2 separate regions of the Homo sapiens genome follow, and region 2 is linked to region 1. A link is a contact called in ENCODE Hi-C or POLR2A ChIA-PET data. All regions are on one chromosome and are shown on one strand. The core of a region is the stretch at or near the end of the contact, and the rest is flanking DNA. Distances in the headings are between cores, read along the strand shown. Region 1 holds the start of ORC1 (origin recognition complex subunit 1). Region 2 holds the start of ECHDC2 (enoyl-CoA hydratase domain containing 2).

Region 1 (2,700 bases), core at 146-2,645:
ACTCTACAATGATATCCTTCTCGGGTTGAATTTGAAGCATCTTCAAGGTTAAACACAGAAAGGGTGTTGGTTTTATGTTGCCACCATAGACGCCACCCACAAACCTTAACTCCATGGCTTTATCGACTACAAGTTCAGCTAAAAAACAAAAACAATACAGTAACATATTAGGGCTAAGCTCTTCCTAGTTGGAGTGGAGTTAGTTCAAGCTTTGGTTCTCCTAAATATACATCAACAGTGTAATATTAGGAGAACGAATGTGTATTAATAACAGTAACGACAACAGCTAATATACATTGAGAATGGATAATAAAATAGGTACCCTGCTAAGCTTTTCATATTATCTCACTTAACCTTTTTTAACAAGTCATGAAGAAAGTTCTAGCAATGTTCTTATTTCCAGGTAAGGAAAATGAGGGCTAAGAAAGGTAAAGTGACTTGCTCAAGGTCCACAGATTGTCACAGGACATGGATTTAAAGCCACAATTCAAATCGGAAGATTACCTGGAAGACTTCTCTGAAGCACTGATATTTATAAATACTGGAACCGGCCCAGATCTAAGAATAGTAAGATCATGAATTTGGTTTCAGGCATATTAACGTTAGGTCCTTAAAGACCTTCAACAGATTGTGTCAAAGTGTTATATCCGGATCCCTGAGCTTAACACTGTTGCAACCCAGCCTGCTATCATTAAATACGGAATAACTCACAACACCCAACTGAGACAGCCTTCAGAATATGACCTTACCAGATTCATCTGTGCCTCTAATACTCAACACAAGACGAGGCACTTAGCAGGCACTCAAAATTTTTCTGAATGATCGACATACTCCGTTCCAGTACCACCCCCAGAGGCCAGTCGCTAGTCCTACCCGCGCTCGGTCAGGAGAAATGGGCCACAAGGGGGCTGAGAGGCGCTCCGCGCGCTTCCACTTACCTGTAAGTCCAAAGCACTCCTCTTTCCAGTACTTGGACTCATAGATTCGCGTTCGAATGATCTTCTCCACCAGATATTGAGGGTTGGTGCCATGGATGCTGTGCGCATCCTTCACTGTACGGTTAGCCATTTTAGAATGCCTTCAATTCTATTTCCGTCGGATCCTTTAATGCCTCACATCCAGGTTCAGAAAAAGCACCTAGAGGAATGGAGAAAGGTGGAAGAAGTTTCACTAAACAGCTTAGGCGACCATCTTGAAGCCGGAAACACCGTAGTGTAAAGGGCTTCCGCTCCCCGCGTCGCCTATCGAATCAATGATGGCGGCTGCATGTTAGCGGATGTACGTCATGCGCCCCTCTTAGGTGTACGGAGTGGGCGGGGCGAGCTAGTTGGTGTCGCAACGAAGGGACGGTCTGGGGGCGGGGCCACGCCGATTGGCGCGAAGTTTTCTTTTCTCCTTCCACCTTCTTTTCATTTCTAGTGAGACACACGCTTTGGTCCTGGCTTTCGGCCCGTAGTTGTAGAAGGAGCCCTGCTGGTGCAGGTTAGAGGTGCCGCATCCCCCGGAGCTCTCGAAGTGGAGGCGGTAGGAAACGGAGGGCTTGCGGCTAGCCGGAGGAAGCTTTGGAGCCGGGTGAGTGTGGCGTCCAGCGGGCTGCGAGGGACTCGGGGGAGGGCGCATCGGAACCTCTGAAACTGAGGACGTTCTCTGTAGACTCAGTCATTGATTCTTTTAGCTGACATGTACCAAGCGCCTGTTCAGTGCCAGGCACTGTTCTGAACTGTTAAGAGCGTTCCTCTGTTCCACACTCCGATTCCTAAAAGGCTTCCCGCGCTGCAGGGAACTGAGTTTGCAGGGGGGAAGGCGGAAGCCAACAGCCTAGAAGCAGGAGCATTCCTGCCCTCCGCACCCTGATGCTCAGTGATGACTTTCCCTCCATCTGCATTTGTAAAGCACTCTACTTGTTTCGTTCTTTGAGCTATAGTGTAGGAACCACTACAGGGAAGGCGGAGCAGAGGTTATTACCCCATTTTACGGACGTAAATTGCGCCCAGGGAGGGACGTGTCTTAGGTCGCTTTTCGTGACTAAGCAGTCTGGGCTCCTACCCAGATCTTTTTTTCAGATGAGCTCCTAACTGCTGGGCTGTCTGTCATTCACCTTCTTTTCAGAAGAGAAGTCTGGTGGCCCCCTTCCTACTTCTCTTTTCTAACCCCGGAATTGAAGAGTCTTCTGCTGTGACAGTTGGAAAAGGCATTCTTATCCTGATCTATTTGTGAAACTGCAATGATTATATACGATTCTAGTTGTCTGTAACACATGAATAATAGTACCCTCGTCTCTGCTGTGTTAGGTGGGCTGGAAATGCCAAAGGAGTTTCCAATATGACAGAATGGTTTAAGTCCCTTTGCAACAGTTTTTAACTTTAATGGAGGGCAATATGTGGACTTTAGGAGGTTTGTGAATCTGCCGAAATTGAATGCAAAATTTTGCTTGAATTATGTTAGTTCCATAGTATTCATCAAATGATACTTAATAAATAAAACCACTGTACCTTACAAATAAATGCAAGGGATTAAGGTAGTGGGAAAGTGGATTTACCATTTTGCATTTTTTCACTTAATCTTCCATTATCCTAAAATAGTGCCTGGCACACGATGGGTACTTAATAAATATTGGTTGAATAAACGGAAGATTCTATTTTCTCCATTTTGTGGGTAAGCAAATTGAGGCCCAATCCACAATGTTCAGTCAGTGGCTGG
Region 2 (2,700 bases), core at 163-2,662, 520 kb before region 1:
AGGGGCTTGCTATATTTCCCAGGCTGGTTTCAAACTCCTGGCTTCCAGGGACCTACCTGCCTTGGCCTTCCAAAGTGTTGGAATAATAGGGTGAGCCACCACACACAGCCCCATAATTTATTTAACCAACCCTCTATTGATGGATATTGAGACTGTGATATAGTTTGGGTGTTGGATCCCTCCAAATCTCACGTTGAAATATGATTCCCAATGTTGGAGGTGGGCCCTGTTGGGAGGTGACTGGATCATGGGGACAGATCCCTTGTGAATGGTTTAGCACCATCCCCTTGGCGATAAACTGGGACCTCCCCACCTAATTTTCTTGTTCCTATTCTCGCCATGTGACATGCTGGATCCCTGTCACCTTCAGCCATGATTGTAAGCTTCCTGAGGCCTCACCAGAAGCACATGACAGCACCATGTGCTTCCAGTCTTTTGCTATTATAAACAATGCTGCAATGTACAGCCATGAACACGTGTCATTTCACAGCTGTGTGGATTTATCTGTAGGTTAAATTTCTAAAATTGGAATTTCTGGGGCAATGAGCTTGTGCATTTATAATTTTGATATAAATTACCAGTTGCTTTTCATTTAAAGACATTCACATCAGCAATGTGAGAGTGCTTTGTATATACTGTGTTTAAGAGAATAATTTTTTTTTTTGGGACGCAGTTTCGCTCATTGCCCAGCCTGGAGTGCAGTGGCGCGATCTCAGCTCACTGAACCTGTGCCTTCCGAGTTCAAGTGATTCTCCTGCCTCAGCCTCCCAAGTAGCTGGGATTACAGGCGCCCGCCACCACGCCCAGCTAATTTTTTTGAATGTTTAACAGAGACAGGGTTTCGTCATGGTGAAACCCTGCCTCTACTAAAAATACAAAAAAAATTAGTTGGGCGTGGTGGCGCGTCCCTGTAATCCCAGCTACTTGGGAGGTTGAGGCAGGAGAATCGCTTGAACCCGGAGGCGGAGGTTACAGTGAGCCAAGATCAAGGCACAGCACTCCAACCTGGGCGACACAGCGAGACTCCGTCTCAAAAAAAAAAAAAAAAAAAAAAAGTGAGGCGCAAATGGGAGGTGAAGCAGTGAGGTTCGCAAGTGTAGACACGCTCAAGGGACTCATTAAATGTCATTTCATTTAAAAAATGAAATTGAGCATATGTGCAAGCAAGGTTCACACACCCCATTTAATCTTCACACCACCACGGGGTAGTCACTATTATCCCCATTTTACAGGATTAAAACACTGACGCTGGGAGGTTGACAGAGTTACACCAAATCACACAGAGGAGCTGGGCTTCCCCCGACCTCCTCCGCTCAAGTCTCCCTGTCCCCGGGAGGTGCGGAAGGAGGCAACAGACGCTTGGCCCATAGGTGGAGCAATTGGCGAAGGCTTCGCCCGACGCCGGAACTGCGAGCTCTCAGCGGGAGCCGAGACGGTGCAGGGCCGGAGAAGCACCTTCACTCCCAGCCTGCGCCCCGATGCTGCGCGTTCTGTGCCTCCTGCGCCCCTGGAGGCCCCTTCGGGCCCGCGGCTGCGCTTCCGACGGGGCGGCCGGGGGCTCAGAGATCCAAGTGCGCGCCCTGGCGGGTCCGGACCAAGGTAAATGTGCAGTTCCGGGGCGGCGCATGACGCGACTGGGACTAGGCCGGAGGCAGCGGGGGACCGGCAGGTGGGCCGCTCAGTGCGTTGAAGGATTCGATCCCCAGTCCCTCCCTCCCAGTTCTAGGCGCCCCAAACCGCTCCAGGCCTGAGAGGTGGGCGGCCGCCTTAGTGGCTCCAGACTCTAGCTGGGGGCGGGGGGCCTCTGGCAACCTCGGTCTCTTCAAAGGCCCTTTGGGGTCTTCCGACTGTGTGGAAGGGGGAGCGGGGTCCGCACGGGTAGGACTGGGCCCCGCGGCCCCCAGGCCAGGAGCGTTTAAGTGCGCGTTCCCCTCCCCCGCCAAGGGTCCTGGCCCGGTTCGGGGGCGGAGGCAGCGGAGCCAGTCCCAGTGCCCAGTGCGGCAGCGGGCAGAGTGAGGAGGGTGCCTCTCCAGCCGCGCGCCCGCCCTGGGCCGCTAGCGAACCTTTGCGTCCTTCTGGCTCCAGGGAAAAGTTCGCTGTTTCTCCGCCTTTTGGCCAAGATCAAGGATAGTATGGAGCGGGGACGAGGGGTGGGGGGCAAAGTTCGCGGGTCACTGGCAGAAAACGCCTCTGATCGCGTGTTGCGTTTTTGTTGTTGTTGTTGTTTGAACTTCTGGAGCATTCAGTGGTGCTGATAACGCTCCTCAGTCCTCTGCTGGTAACCATCAGGGCTAGGCGCTTCTCCTGCCTTGGGTCTCCTCCCCGCATCTCATCCCCTGTCTCCTGCATTTGATACACAGATGGCATTGTACTGTACATTTCGTTGTATTGCTTCTTTTTTTTTTTTAACAAAAGTTTATTCTTAAATGTACAACAGCTCCAAGACAACACTTAATTCCAGCCATAGGTGGCAAAAGATGTTATGGCAGGGAATAGAGAGGTTTAAATACTGATGAAATAAAGGGTCACCATCTCCTTAGGCACAGGGAACAGCTTACTTTTTGCCAGATTTCTTAATTCCACTTGTGGCCAAGGGCCCCTTCCCCGTGGCCTTCCATTTTAGCTCCTCGAGTTTCTTCTGCTCCTCTTTTTGTTTCTGCTTGAAAGCCTTATCTTCCTCGTCCATCTCCTTGGCCTGCA

The links. A loop is a pair of places that touch in the nucleus more often than their neighbours do. ChIA-PET counts read pairs that join two places held with the same protein, here RNA polymerase II (POLR2A). Pooled maps may share reads with other maps.
Region 2: a map of prostate gland shows a loop between it and region 1 (6-fold over the local background). The contact joins the promoter of ECHDC2 here to the promoter of ORC1 in region 1. A Hi-C loop is called at or near these places in 6 of 168 maps with a recorded cell type or tissue (B cell, CD4-positive, alpha-beta T cell, ascending aorta and 3 more), 4 of 37 single-sample maps with no recorded cell type and 18 of 50 pooled maps. POLR2A ChIA-PET finds 5 or more read pairs at or near these places in 4 of 52 experiments (H1, WTC11 and activated T-cell).

The regions. Positions count from the first base shown.
Region 1 is chr1:52,403,118-52,405,817 of GRCh38, reverse strand. It overlaps ORC1 (origin recognition complex subunit 1), which reads left to right and starts at 1,395. Exons shown (of 17, transcript NM_004153.4): 1 at 1,395-1,572. It overlaps PRPF38A (pre-mRNA processing factor 38A), which reads right to left and starts at 1,216. Exons shown (of 10, transcript NM_032864.4): 1 at 939-1,216; 2 at 1-138. The coding sequence starts at 1,068. RefSeq lists an enhancer at 697-1,896.
Region 2 is chr1:52,920,452-52,923,151 of GRCh38, reverse strand. It overlaps ECHDC2 (enoyl-CoA hydratase domain containing 2), which reads left to right and starts at 1,412. Exons shown (of 10, transcript NM_001198961.2): 1 at 1,412-1,599. The coding sequence starts at 1,479. It also overlaps the pseudogene LOC112268226. RefSeq lists silencers at 1,436-1,665, 1,514-1,692 and an enhancer at 1,027-1,709.